Regions from separate parts of the Homo sapiens genome. Here region 1 is linked to region 2. A link is a contact called in ENCODE Hi-C or POLR2A ChIA-PET data. All regions are on one chromosome and are shown on one strand. Each heading gives the region's core, a stretch centred on a gene start or an enhancer-like site at or near the end of the contact. The rest is flanking DNA. Distances are from core to core; before and after follow the strand shown. Region 1 overlaps SEZ6L (seizure related 6 homolog like). Region 2 overlaps KIAA1671.

Evidence for each region. Hi-C counts contacts between places; a loop is a spot of excess contacts on that map. ChIA-PET counts read pairs that join two places held with the same protein, here RNA polymerase II (POLR2A). Pooled maps may share reads with other maps.
Region 1: a loop to region 2 is called in a pooled map, with 22 times the contacts of the local background. The contact joins two enhancer-like sites. A Hi-C loop is called at or near these places in 2 of 37 single-sample maps with no recorded cell type and 6 of 50 pooled maps. POLR2A ChIA-PET finds 5 or more read pairs at or near these places in 1 of 52 experiments (WTC11).

The regions. Positions count from the first base shown.
Region 1 is chr22:26,289,617-26,296,782 of GRCh38, reverse strand. SEZ6L (seizure related 6 homolog like) reads right to left here. Exons shown (of 17, transcript NM_021115.5): 2 at 3,637-4,377; 3 at 2,358-2,491. Among named protein-coding and RNA genes, the nearest start is that of SEZ6L-AS1, 47 kb to the right of the region's middle. Within about 2 kb of position 2,087, at least 3 of the 41 ENCODE cell types and tissues checked have a DNase peak (open chromatin) inside an H3K27ac peak, as active enhancers do.
Region 2 is chr22:25,080,796-25,088,052 of GRCh38, reverse strand. All of the region lies in intron 6 of KIAA1671, which reads right to left. Among named protein-coding and RNA genes, the nearest start is that of KIAA1671-AS1, 28 kb to the left of the region's middle. RefSeq lists an enhancer at 1,757-2,051. Within about 2 kb of position 1,277, at least 10 of the 41 ENCODE cell types and tissues checked have a DNase peak (open chromatin) inside an H3K27ac peak, as active enhancers do.

The DNA.
Region 1 (7,166 bases), core at 838-3,337, 1.2 Mb before region 2:
CCCCTGGTCAACGGGACCCCTGGGCCCCATGCCGAGCCCACAGGAGCCCTGGGAATATCAAGGTCCCCCTAATTTCCCCAAAAGCCAAGGGGATAGAGTGAAACCAAACTGCAAGGCAGAGGCATTGCAAGGGACTTGCAATGTGAGGCCCCCATTGCTGTGTCCTGTAAGAGGGGCCTTTGGCACAGGCCCTGGATGCTAGTGGGTGGGATAGATTATCCTGGAGCTGGTGAGTGGAGGCAGCAGTTGGATCAGCTTGTGCTTGAGATCCAATCTCCAGGGAGCCGGGAGAAGCATTCTACCAGAATGTATACTCTGCAAGGTTAGGGATTTCTCCATGCTGTTCAATGTTTCCAGTGCCTAGAATAGTACCTGGCACATATTAAGTGCTCAGAAAATATTTAAAAAAGATTGAATATATTCTTCCATTTTCTGCATAAATTGGTAAGTGAGGGGTGGGGGCCTCATTTCTAGGGCACTCTCTGGCCCATTCTCTTATTCTCCCCAGTGGTGGCTACAACTGCAGGACAATCAACCCCTATCTCAAAGAATCAGACACTTGCTTTGCCATTTACACTCTGTGGGATTTGAGAAGAAAGAAGCGAGATACTTTAGTTGTACGCAGGGAGGCTGAACAAATGGTATGTGCGCGTGTGTGTGTAAGGGAGAATTTAGTCAGGTCTCAATGCCTAATTTGAAGACTTACGCTTTTATGAGTAGGGCTTGGAACTTTAGTTTCTCTGCCTCTCCTCTAAACAGGGCAGGCCTTACCCACAAGCTCTTCTTCCTTCAGGCCCTATATCTTATCCTCTTTTCTCTTTGATGAACTCCTACTCATTCACCAAAGCCCCATTAAAATTGCCCTCCTCTATGAGACCTTCCCTGATTGCCAAGGAGTTTGCCTGTTCCTTTGCTGCGATTCTACAACAACCTCTAAAACACCAATTAGAGTCCCTACTAAATGGCATCCTACGTATTTCTCTTTTAGGGCAGGCATTGCATCAGTTTTTTACATCAACATATTCTCCTGTGTCAACAGCTTTGCCTGGTGCATTCTAATTGCTCAATGAATGAACTCTACTGTGCCTGGTAAAAGGCTCCACACAGTACTGGACACATACTGGGTCCAATACTCTTCATGACATGGAGGAAAGGGTTCTTAAGCACTATAATAATCTGGACTGCAGGTTTTCTCCAGTTTATTTTAATTCCATGAACAATTATTAAGGACCTACAATGTGCCACACACTTGTGCAAAGCTCTGGGGACTGCAAAGACTACAGGTTCTACTGCTGAGGGGCTTACCTTTTGTCTCTCTTATACAAGTAAAACAAAAACAAAAACAAAAAACCTTCCTAAGGTAAGGTCATACACCTGCCCCAGCTCAGAAACTTTTGATGGCTCTTTATTTCCCATGAGAAAAAGGAACACATTCAGGGTGATTAGCATACTGAAGATAATGGATAACATGCACTGCATGGTCGCGATTTCTGCTGGGCTCTGACCAAATGATTTCTCTCTCTCTCCTCCCTCTCTCTCTGCTGGGCTGTGGCCAAATGATCTCTGCATTGTCATATTTACTGCTCCCCCAAACTTTACAAAGCAGTAACATTATTCCTATTTTATTGATCGGGAAACTGAGGCTCAGAGAGGTGAAGTTCCTTGTTCAAAGTCACGCAGTTTTAACTGGAAGAGGTAGGACTTAAAACCCAGATGTTTGAGCATTATGCCACCCTGCTTTTCCTTTCTTACTGTATGGGCAAAAGTTTAAGAATAAAATGTCCTAATAACCAGAAAATGAAGGAAAGCAAGCAAGCAAGCAAGAAAGAAAGAAAGAAAGAAAGAAAGAGAAAGAGAAAGAAGCAAGAAAGCAGGAAGCAAGCAAGCAAGCAAGAAAGAAAGAAAGAAAGAGAAAGAGAAAGAAGCAAGAAAGCAGGAAGCAAGCAAGCAAGCAAGAAAGAAAGAGAAAGAGAAATAAGGAAGCAAGCAAGCAAGAAAGAATCAAATGAATCAGGTGGAGCTTCCGTGTGTGTGTGTGTGTGTGTGTGTGTGTGTGTGTGTTTATGCACGTGCATGCGTGTGTGTATGTGTGTGTGAGATAAGCAGAGTATCAAGGGATTTTCCTTCTGGGAAATACCTCAGAATTTGTCAGCATGTTCCCTCTATCCCCACAAGCTATTTTAGCAAAGCATTGAGTTAAGAACTCCTACTCATTCGCCAAAACCCAGCTAAAGTTGGCCTGGTTGGGCAAAGACAGAACCAAACTAGTTAGCATAACAGTAAGCCTGACTCAGACAATCCTCCTGAGACTTCCTGCTAGACGAGGCAGCCTCTGTGAGGTACTCTCCTGGGGTTACCTGGAGCTCCACCCCATAGCCAGTGTAGACTGTCACGTTGTATGTGCACTCCAGAAAGTTGTTGAGGGGCAGCAGTGGGTAGTCGCTGGAGTCAATGTACCCCTCAGGATTGGAGAAGCTCACACTGCAGAGAGCTGGAAGGAAGGACTTTAATTAGGACACCAAAGACAACTTGGATGTAAGCTCAACCATGGGCTGTGGGGTGGAATGGGGGCTTTAGGGGAACCTGCATTTTGCTGTTCCCATCTGTCCTTCTGCTGTTAATTCCTCAGCTCCAGAATTGACATGATAATAAAAATAGCAATAATTGACACAGAATGATCACTTACTATATCCTGCTAGGCACCATTTTAGCTAGTCAACAGGGGTGACCCCACTTATTCTCATAGGGACTGATAATATTTCATCCCCAGTTTAGAGGGAAGTAAACAAAAGCTCAGAGAGGGGCCGAGCTCAAACAGCAAGCAGGATTTGGACCCAGAGCTCACGTGCTTTGAAGGGTGGCCACATTGCACTTGTCCAAAATCCATGTATGCTTGACAATTGGGGGTCCTTCTCCCATTTTAAAGATGGTAGAGAAGACTGGAACACAGAAGAGCATTTTATCAAGTCTAGAAAATACATGTAATGCTAAAAGCAAATGTGCTTTGAAAAGGCTAGTGGCTTTGAAGCAGGTTAAATGAAGAATTCCGTTCCAAGATGAAAAGGTTTTGAATCTTGCTCATTAGCTGTGTGACCTTTGGCAGGTTGCTTGGGGGTCTCAGGGTTTCAGTTGTCTCATCTTTAAAATGGGGATGTTGGCTGAGTGTCCTGGCTCATGCCTGTAATCCCAGTGCTTTGGGAGGCTGAGGTGGGAGGATTGCTTGAGCCCAGGAGTTCCCCAGCCTGGACAATAAGCAAGACCCCCTTTCTACAAAAAACAAAAAAATTAGCTGGACATCATAGTGCATGCTTGTAGTCCCAGCTACTCAAGAGGCTGAGGCAAGAGGATCACTTGAGCACAGGAGTTTGAGGCTGCAGTGAGCTATGATCGTGCCATGGCACTCCAGCCTGGGCGAAAGATCAAGACCCCTTTGCTAAAACAACCCCCCAAAACAACAAACAAATGAAATGAGGCTATTAATTCTGAGCCACAGGGCGAAGCTCATAGTCAGTGCTCAATGGACGGTAACTGATGGTGGGGCCGGGGCTTCTTGAGATTCCTCTACCCACATGCCCTGAACATAGTGAGTGCCTCATGGCTGTTTCAGGATGGCTTCAGGAGTTGGGGGCTGCATACCTGGTGCCTGCTCGGTGGTGATGACCGTGGTGGTGATAATGGTGGAGGTAGTGGTCTCCTGGCTCTCCTCTGAGGCTGACCCAGTCAGCTCATTCTCACCTTTGTCCATCAGGGCCATGGGGCTGGTGTCCTCCTGGGGGGCCTCCTGGGCCATGTCAGGCCCAGGCTCCCCGGGTTCTGGCCTCTGGGGGAGTGTGTGGGCCACATAGGGCTGCGAAGTGAAGGGGGAGATTTGCAGGGGTGCGGGTGTTGTAGGGACCGCACTCTCCTTTCGGTCCAGCCAAAGGGGCACTTCTGATGCCTCCTCGGAGGCCACGATGGGGTCCGGGTCCCCCGGTGGGCCAGGCTTCTCCGTGGAGGAGGAGAGGAGATCTAGGCCCTGGGACGCTGGCTGGGACCCTGCCCTTTGGACAGTGGCTGCGGAGGTGGCCTTGGGCCTCAGCTGCTTCCTGGCAGAGTTCACCTGCTTGAGCGAAGGCAGTTTCTTCTTGGGGGGCAAGGCGTGCTTGGGGCGGGCCTCCTCTGGAAGCAGCGGTGACAGGGCTGGGATGTCGTGATGTGCAGAGGGTGCGGTCCCATCCAGCACCAGCTCGCCCAGCACTTCCGCCGACTGTGAGGAACTGGGGGGCGCTGTTACCACTCTCTCTTCAGGGTGCTCTTTGCCAGGACTGCCTCTCTCCGGGGCTCCTGAGGGCAGGAGGTAAGGACCCAAAGGGCTAGCATCTCCCTCGGGAAGAGCATCTTGGAAGAGGAGAAAAGACACCAGTTAGTTTGGGGAGATTTAGGACCTTCACCTGCTGTCAGACTCTGAGGGTGGCCCTCCTAAGGGCGGTGCCCAAAGCTCGTCCGGCTGGCCTCTAAACCAACTTCTCCTTTCTCCCTCCCTCCCTTCCTTTCTTTTTTCTCCTCCTTCCCTCTCTCCCTCTTTCTCTTTTCTTCCTTCTTTTCCTCCCACCCTCCCTCCTTCCTTCTTTCCTTCCTCCTTCCTTCCTTCCTTCCTTTCTTTCTTTCTTTCCTCCCTCCCTCCTTCCTTTCCCCTTCCATTTTTTTCTTTCTTCCTTCCTCCTTCATTTTCTTCCTTCATTTCCTTCCTTCTTTCCTTCCATCCATCCTTCCTTCCTTCCTTCCTTCCTTCCTTCCTTCCTTCCTTCCTTCCTTCCTTCCTTCCTTTTCCTGAAGACTTGGGCTTGATCATGCCAGGACTGAGCTAAGCATTAGGAGTATAGAAACAAAAAGCACAGGGGCCTCACTGCCTGGTTGTATATGTACTGGGAAGGGGGATGGGAAAGTAGACACAATCATATTTGATATGATGAATGCTTGGAAAGAGAAAAGCTTGTGTGCTAAGAGAGCAGAGAGGACGGGCCCTAACCCCGTCTGCAGGACAGGCATGCCATGTACAGTTGGGCAGATTGTTCCCTGTACAAAGACATGCAGCTAAGAGGATGAGTGGGGATGGACACCAGGCCACACTCTCTTTTCTAAGCTGTGTGCTCTGGCTGGGCTTGGGGGATGGGGGAGGAGAGTTTTTTTAAATTTAAATTTTAATTTTAAGTTCTGGGGCCTATGTGCAGGATGTGCAGGTTTGTTATGTAGGTAAACATGTGCCATGGTGGTTTGCTGCACCTATCAACCCACGCTAGGTATTAAGCCCAGCATGCATTACCTATTTTTCCTAATGCTCTCCCCTCCCCCAACTCCACCCCGCAACAGGCCCCAGTGTGTGTTACTCCCCTCCCTGTGTCCATGTGTTCTCATTGTTCAACTCCCACTTATAAGTGAGAACATGTGGTGTTTGGTTTTCTGTTCCTGCCTTAGTTTGCTAGGGATAATGTCTTCCAGCTCCATCTATGTCCCTGCAAAGGACATGATTTTGTTTGTCTTTATGGCTGCATAGTATTCCATGGTGTACATGTACCACATTTTCTTTATCCAGTCTATCATTGATGGGCATTAGGTTGATTCCACGTCTTTGCTATTGTGAATAGTGCAGCAATGAACATGTGCATGCATGTATCTTTGTAACAGAATGATTTATATTCCTTTGGGTATATATGTAATGGGACCCAGTAATGGGATTGCTGAGTCAAATGCTATTTCTGGTTCCAGATCTTTGAGGAATCTCAGCACCATCTTCCACAATGGTTGAATTAATTTACATTCCCACCAACAGTGTAAAAGCAGGGTTGGGGGAGGTACATTTTAAACTGAAGGAATGTAAGAGTGACCTTGTGGGAGACACAGAAATGTTTTAGGATTCAGAGTCACGAGGCAGATTCAGAACAGAGGACTGTGTGAAGACCCATGGAGGCTTGGAGGCTGGGCAGAGGTGGGCACAAAAGAATTGCAAGGGGTTTTGGAGCACAAGTGGAGAGTACGGGGGATAAAGCTGGTAAGGTAGGGAGGCAGGGGCCAGGCCCTGGAGGGCCTTGTATACCTTGCTAACTTCTTGTAATTCATTTTGTTTTTTCTTGAGACGGATCTCACTATGGCTGGTTGCAAACTCCTGGGATCAAGTGATCCTCCCACCTTGGTCCCCATCCTTGCGATTTATTTTTGTCTGGAAGGTAAAACCATTTAGTCATTTTATTTTATTTTATTTTATTTATTTTTTTGAGACGGAGTCTCACTCTGTCGCCCAGGCTGGAGTGCAGTGGCGCGATCTCGGCTCACTGCAAGCTCCGCCTCCCGGGTTCACGCCATTCTCCTGCCTCAGCCTCCTGAGCAGCTGGGACCACAGGTGCGTGCCACCATGCCCAGCTAATTTTTTGTATTTTTTAGTAGAGACAGGGTTTCACCATGTTAGCCAGGATGGTCTCGATCTCCTGACCTCGTGATCCACCCGCCTCGGCCTCCCAAAGTGCTGGGATTACAGGCGTGAGCCACCGCGCCCGGCCCAATAGTCATTTTAAAGAAGGGCTGGCCCAGGCAGCTGTCTGGCAGAATGGTGCTGGAAACCAGCTTTGTTTGCTTTTTAAAGACCCAGTTCTGCCAATTGCTGGTTAATGACTTCACTCTCCAAGCCTCAGTTCCCTCAGCTGTCAAATGGGGCTATTATTTCCTATTTCCTGGGGTTGCCATCATTCAGCGAGTTGATGTATGCAAAGCACTTAGGACAGCGCCTCACCCGTAGTGAGTGCTTAGCAAATGCCAGCTGCCGTCATGGTTTTTACTCTTGTCATTGCAATCACAGCCCCTCGGCAGGAAACTGGAGCAATCAGAACATCCCCGTGAAGATGTCTAGATAGAGAGGAATTACATCACGGGGACAAAGGCCCTCGGACTGATAGCTGTCCTTGTCGATTTTCTGCAGGGAGACACTCACTCAGCTACAGTCTCCAGGCCCTCCAGTGCTGTCATTTAAATTTATTTCAGCAGTCGTTGGAGAGGCTCATTTACTTTCATGGAGTTGGCGGCGGTGGCTTAATCTATATAGACTGCAACAGTTTGCAACTGGCATCAACAAATGTTCCTGTTGTGTAACATTGATTACCAGCCAGTGTTCCTTCCAGGCCGCCAGTGATGCTGGG
Region 2 (7,257 bases), core at 28-2,527:
AAGAGCTTTCATTTTACCAAATGACCACTCACAGAGCACCAACTACTCCATGCTAGCCAATTTATACCCAGCATCTCATTTAATTGAGTCAATACCCTGAAGCCTCGCTAAAGGTGGTAGATGCTGTTGGTTCCCTGCCAGATCTCCTTTATTGGCTGGGGCGCCCATTCCCCAGGTGCTGGGGGCTCTGGCTGCTATGGCTCACAGCCCCCTCTCCTCCAGACCGTGGGCAGTGGAGAAAAAGCTGCCCCAGTGCTCTGAAGTAGGACTTATTTTGTGATGCTGTTCACCCGCCAAAGCTCCTGAATGGACCACGTTGACTCAAGCTGTTGTCACTAAATCACATCCACACAAATCCCCACCTCAGAGTCTGCTTCTGGGAACCCGACCTGAGACACTGCTCTGCAAAATCAACAAGGTGACGCAGTTGTTTTTGTTGTTGTTGTTTGGTTGGTTGGTTGGTTTTTGAGATGGAGGAGTCTCGCTCTGTCTACCAGGCAGGAGTGCAGTGGCGTGATCTCGTCTCACTGCAACCTCCGCCTCCTAGGTTCAAGTGACTCTCCTGTCTCAGCCTCCTGAGTAGCTGGGTTATAGGCGCCCGCCACCATGCCTGCCTAATTTTTGTATTTTCAGTAGAGACAGGGTTTCATCACATTGGCCAGACTGGTCTCGAACTCCTGAGATCAGGTAATCCACCACCTCGGCCTCCCGAAGTATTGGGATTACAGGCATGAGCCACTGTGCCCAGCAGGAACACAGTTTTTTAAACTGTTTCTGGGTATCCACTGATTCCAAACTAAATCTCTAAGAGTGGGCAGATTCAGCATGAGAAGTTTGGAAAAGCAAGACATGTAGCTGAGGTTGGTAAATAAGATCCCGGAGGCAGCGGCGGGGTGGGGGGTGGGAGGGGCAGAATAAAGGTTTATTATGCCCATTTTACAGATGAGAAAAACTGAGGCTCACATAAGTGATTTTTGTTGTCATGGATTCTAAATTTGAAGTCAAAGAGGTAGATTTGAACCCTGTTCCGTTGCACCCCAAAGCCTTAACTCTTCTCTCCATGCCTACTGCTCAGCTGTTTGGGGGTTAACAGGCCTGGCCAGTGCTGAACATGGTAACTTTAGGCTGGCTGTGAGTAGAACATTCCCCGGCTTTACTTGCCTGGTGCAAGCTGCTCAGCCGGCTCTAAATTTAGAACTGCTAACATGGTCAGGAAGAGGGGTCCCTGGGGGTTACTGTTCCACAGCCAGACGGCGCTGGGATTCGGACTGGCGCCTTGGTCACACTCAGAGCCAGCCTGGTGTGGAGAAAATATGGAAACAGCTCTCTGGCCGGCCTTTGGGGGATTTCCTGTCCACCTGTGCAGACCGAACAACAGGAAAAGTCTGCAGTGGGGTTGGGTGGATGGGACGGGGCAGATGGAGATGGGCGAGGTCCACCCAGCTGGGCTTCCCTTCTCAATTCATTCACAGATGGATGCTCCTACAAAGGTCAGGGCAGTGCAGGAAGCATTTGCTAAGCACCTGCTCTATGCCTGGCCCTGCATTAGGATCTGAGGGAAAAGATGAACGAGATACATTCCTCTCCTCAAGAAGTTCATTTATGCACTCACTCACTCCTGCGTTCAGCTCAACACATATTTATTTATTCAGCACCTATTGTGTGCCAAGCCCTGTTCTAGGAAGTGGGGAAACTAATGAGCAAGACATGTCCCTACCCACAAGAACCACTTTTTCACTCACCCACTCATTCGCTCATTCAGATTAACATTTAATGAGCACCTGCTGTGTGCAAGACCTTAAGCTAGGAAGTGGAGAGACAGAGATGAACAAGACATGCTCTCTGAGGATGAAAAGTTTCATTTTCGCATTCATTGTTTTCTTTCACTCTTTCATTCAGTTCTGTAAATGATTAATGAGCACTTGCTGTGTACTCAGCCCTCTGCTAAGCACTGTGCATATAGATATGAAACAAGACACAGCCACTACTGATAGAGTTCACTTCAGTGGTTCATTCATTCATTCAGCATAACATTCATTGATGGAAACTCCTGGATGTCAGGCACTGTGTCACGTGACAGGGATACAAAGATAGGGGCTGTTTCTGCTTGCAAAGAGTCTCACTCATCCATTCATTCTTTCATTCCTCCAGTGCAGTGAGTATTTATTGAGTGCCTACTATGTGTCAGGGACACAGATGTGCATACGAGAGAATCTCTGCTCTTGAACAGCCTTCCTCCCTTCCTCCCTCCCTCCCTCCCTCCCTCCCTTCCTCCCTTCCTTCCTTCACCACTTATCAGTTTGCTTCACTCAACATATATTGGACACTTACTGTCTATCAGGCTGTGCGGAGGCAGAGGAATGAATCCCAGGCCTGGATCTGAAGGAAGTCATAGACACACCAGCTCACACACACAGGGTGAGCATCATTTGGTTCCTGTCAGGGCCATGAGGACCCACCCAATGGTTCCTCAAAAGCTCCCAGCAGCAGGCAACACGTCCCTCCTACAGAGCCGCAGGACGGACAGGGGGTTATGGGGGGGGAGGTGGGGGCCCCTCAGCACACTGGGAGAGAGAAACTGCTGGAAATATACACCAGAGGGAGGGTTTGGTGAGTGAGGTGATTCAGACATCTCAGTGAGGATTTTCAAGAACTCAAGGAATATTCTAAGTTCAGAGGAGGAAGAGAAAAAGATCGGCCCACGTCTTCTGACTGTGGCATACTCAACACCAAACTGCCAGCAGCAGTGTTGGTTCCCCTTGGCTCCTCTGCCCTCCCAGGCCAAATGCCTGCCAGGAAAACAATGGCTTTGAATCGGCTGCTGAGAGGACTGAGAAAAGCGTCCACATGAAGTCCCTGGCACAGTGCCCAGCACAGAGTAGGTGCTCAGTGAATGTCACCTGGGCACATCTGATCTACTGCAAGATGCAGTGATTTTGAATGTGGCTACACATTCTCTGCCACTCCTGCCACTGAGAAGGGGGTCCATGTCCCCTCCCCTTGTCACTGCATGGCCCAGCAGAGAACAGAAGTGACGCTATGTAAGTCCTGTGGCTGCAGCCATCATAAAGGGAAGTGTGGCGTTTGCCTTCTTTGCCACAACACTCACTTCCAGAGCCCTAAGCTGCCATGTTGTGAGGAAGCCCACGCCACCAGGAGTGGCCGTGTTTCAGTGCTCTGGTTGACAGTCCCAGGGAAGCCTGGTTTTTGAACCATCACGTGTGCCAAACACATGGGTGAAGAAGACTCTAGATGGTTTTTGAACCATCACATGCACCAAACACATGGGTGAAGAAGACTCTAGATGGTTCTATCACTCAACTGTTCGAGGCTCCCAGCTGACACTCCAGACAGGCAGCAGACACTCTCACTGAGCCCTGCCTAATTTCTGACCCACAGGATCCATGGACATAATGAACAGTGGTTGGTTTGCACTGCTGTTTTGGAGTCGTTTGTTATGGCAACTGATAACTGGCCTGGAGGCATTTCTTCAACAGGTCCCTGCCCTGCACACCCTGCAGAATCTGGGAGGATCAGATAAACCAGAAACCATAAAATACCTTTTATACATTGTCAATTTTTTTTTTTTTTTTTTGAGATAGAGTCTTGCTCTGTCGCTGAGGCTGGAGTGCTTTGGCGCAATCTCCACCTCCCGATTCAAGCGATTCTCCTGCCTCAGCCTCCTGAGTAGCTGGGATTACAGGCGTGCGCCACCATGCCTGGCTAATTTTTGTATTTTTAGTAGAGATGAAGTGTCACCATGTTGGCCAGGTGGTTTCGAACTCCTAACCTCGGTGATCCGCCCGCCTCGGCCTCCCAAAGTGCTGGGATTACAGACGTAAGCCACTGTCAAGTTCTATACACACAGGAGCCACTGGCATTATCTCTCAGGACACAGAGGGGGCTCTGCAGCCTTCCTGACCACACTAAACTTGGCAAACCATAACTAAGGCTGCCACTCCCATCAGTTAGGCTGGGAGACTCTGCAGACTACTGGGACTGACCTGCACTCACGTGGCAGGCCGCCGCTTTGTCCTCAAGACAAGACTTAGGTCATCCCTCCAGGAGGAATGAACTGGAGGACAAAGGCGGCTTTCACTGGGCCCAGGCTGCTCTCGGCAAATAGGGGCGGTCAGGGCAGAGCTGGAAGGGGGTGGCCCCAGGCACTCCCCCCTGGGCAGGTAGCCAAACAGGCCAGGTGGGGCCCAGGCAAGCTGGGGCAGCAGGGGGTCTGGCAAAGGGCTTTCTTCCCTGCTATCTGGGTCTTTTCCAATCTAGGCCTTAACAGGGAGAGGGCAGAGTAAAATGAGGCATGAGGACAGCTTGGTAAATTCAATAGAATGTGGAAAAGGTATCCCTAGGATTAAGGTCAAATTAAAGACATAAACTAACACAGTGCAGGCTCCAGAGTAAGACAGCCTGGGATCAAATCTTGGCTCCACTGTTGACCAGCTGTGTGATCTTCTGCAAGTGAGTTAACCTCTCTGAGCCTTGTTTTCCTTATCTGTAAAATGCACATAATAACAGTGCCTCCCTTCTAAGACTGTTGTGAGGATAAAAAGAAACATTCTAAAGTGCTTTTCCTAGTACCTGGCTGCTATGGACTGAAATATATTCCCCCCAAATTCACATATTGAAGCCCTAACCCCCTAGTACATCAAAGGTGACTATTATTTGAAAATAGGGCCTGTAAAGTTGTGATTAGGTTTAAAATAAGGGTGTTAGGTTGGGCTCTAATCCAATCTGACTGTTAACGTCATTAGAGGAAATCTGGAAACACAGACAGGAGCCCACACACGCAGAGGGAAGATGGTGTAAGGACACAGAGAGAAAGTGGTTATCTGCAAGCCAAGGAGAGAGACCTCAGGAGAAACCACACTTGCCAACACCTTGATCTTGGACTTGTAAACTCCAGAACTGTGAGAAAATACATTTCTTCTGTTTAAGCCATTCAGAAGTCTCTGGTTTTTTAATATGGCAGCCCTGGAAAACTAATACACCAGCACATAGGAGGAGCAAAATAAAAATCTCTGATTACGATATTATTACATTTATATTATAGCAACAAAATATTAGGTCAACATGAACATGCCTATATTTTATTAATATAAATGTTTGATATGAAATATTAAAACAATATGAAACACCTGCAGTTGTATGTCCCTGCCTCAGAATTTCTATATAAAATATCAGGTGTTTTTTGTTTTTTTGTTCTTTAGAGAGACAGAGTCTTGCTCTGTCACCCAGGCTGGAGTGCAGTGGCACAACCATAGCTCACTACAGCCTCCAACTCCTGGGTTCAAGTGATCCTCCTGCCTAGCCTCTTGAGTAGCTGAGACTTGAAAGCATGCACCTCCACGCCCAGCTAATTTTTAAATTTTCTGTAGAGACAGGGTCTTGCTATGTTACCCAGGCTGGTCTCTAACTCCTGGGTTCAAGTGATCCTCCCACCTGGGCCTCCCAAGGTTCTGAGATTACAGGCATGAGCCACCAGGCCTGGCCAACATCAGGTTTTCTTAAACTGTAATAATTCAGACCAAATTCCTTGAAAACCTTGTCATCCATGCATTACTGAACCACTGAAATGGTTACATTGTGTCCTCTGGGCTCCAATCACAGTGATAAAATCAATGACACCCTCAAATCTCCCACTTCCTCCAGAGGTGCCTGGCCTCTGCGCATTGTGGTTCAGCCTCTTGGATGCCCATCTTCTCTTGTCCTACTCAGGTGTTAAGACCCAGCTCAGGCCTAGTTCAGGGTAGGCACTCAATACACGTGCACGGCAAGCCAACTATGAGATAAGTTAATGCATTTCAACAAAGAAGATGCTGGGCCCAGAGGGGGTGGTGGCTGGCACAAGGTCACAGTATCCTGGCTCCACACTCATCAACTCTGTCTCAAACACAGAAACCACATGTCCACTCAGCTTGAAACCCCCAAATCTGAGTCCTTTTTCAGCTCTGGAAAATCCATTTGCCTACCAGCAGCAAACAGTGCGGGTAGAGGGCACGGAGAGGGCATCAACCTGCATCAAGCCTTCCATAGCTCACTGTAGCTTCCAACTCCTGGGCTTAGGTGATCCTCCTGCCTCAGCCTCCCCAGTAGCTGGAAATATAGACATGCACTACCCAGCGGGGTAATTTTTACATTTTTTGTAGAGATGGAGTCTTGCTATGTTGCCCAGGCTGGTCTGGAACTCCAAGGCCTCAAATGATCCTCCCTTCTCCTTCCTTCTTTTTACACTCCACACTATTCTCTCCTGATGTTGGACTTTCCAGAGGCTCTGTGCAACCTTTGGACAAGTCAGGTTTTGCTCGGTGTCCTCATTTGCAAAATTTGGACAGTCAGAACCCCTGCCTCACTGGCTGTTGAGACAGCCACACACACTCAGGTGTGAAAGTGTGTAGCTCTGCACATGCTTAAAAAAAAAAAAGCAGCTGCCCATCTAACCCCTGTTGTTAGAACAGGGGTGCCCTCTAGTGCCTCAATCGAGAAGTCATTCCACCCTCGAGGCAGCCAGCAACTTCTACACTGTGGGTTCAATTCCTCCCTTGGATATGTGGAAAGACAGCACCTACTGTGTGCTAGGTGCTCTCCCCACTGGTCTCCACAATGAAATGCTTACACAATCCTCATTTGAGACAGGGAGTTTCTCATCGTCAGGTGAGACACAAGATCAGAGACACGAAGTCACCTGTTCAATGTCACAGAGCAGCGAGGGCTGGATTAGAACCCACATCTGTCTGACTCTGAAGCTCCACTCCTTACTGGACTCTTAGAATTGGGAGATTGTGCACAGGAAGAAACTTTAAGAGACTCCAGTCCAATCTTTCATTATACCTACAGAGAAACTGAGTCCCAGAGAGGGCAAATAGTTGCTCAGGGTCACATGGCATTTGCATCCTGGAATCCTGGCTCCTAGAAGTATTTTGCCCACATGTCCAGCCCTCCCAAGCTTCTGCCTTGCATTTACGGTTCCTTTCAGCAGTCACGAGATTGGCATGCCCCTTCTAACTGCTCTAAGCCCTGGAATGTCTGACACCCAGCAATGACTGCTTTGGAACAGTTAGGGCTGGGGCCTCAAAGACCTCCATCTGAGAGTGGGGTCCACTTCAGCCTCTCAGGACAAAGCTCCCAACAGCACGGGAAGGTGACTGAGGCCCACCAAGAACCAAAAAGTGGAAGTCTAGGCTTGGGGAGCCATTGTTACCACATGGCTCTCTTTTTATTACTGTAAAAAGCAATCTATTTTACATA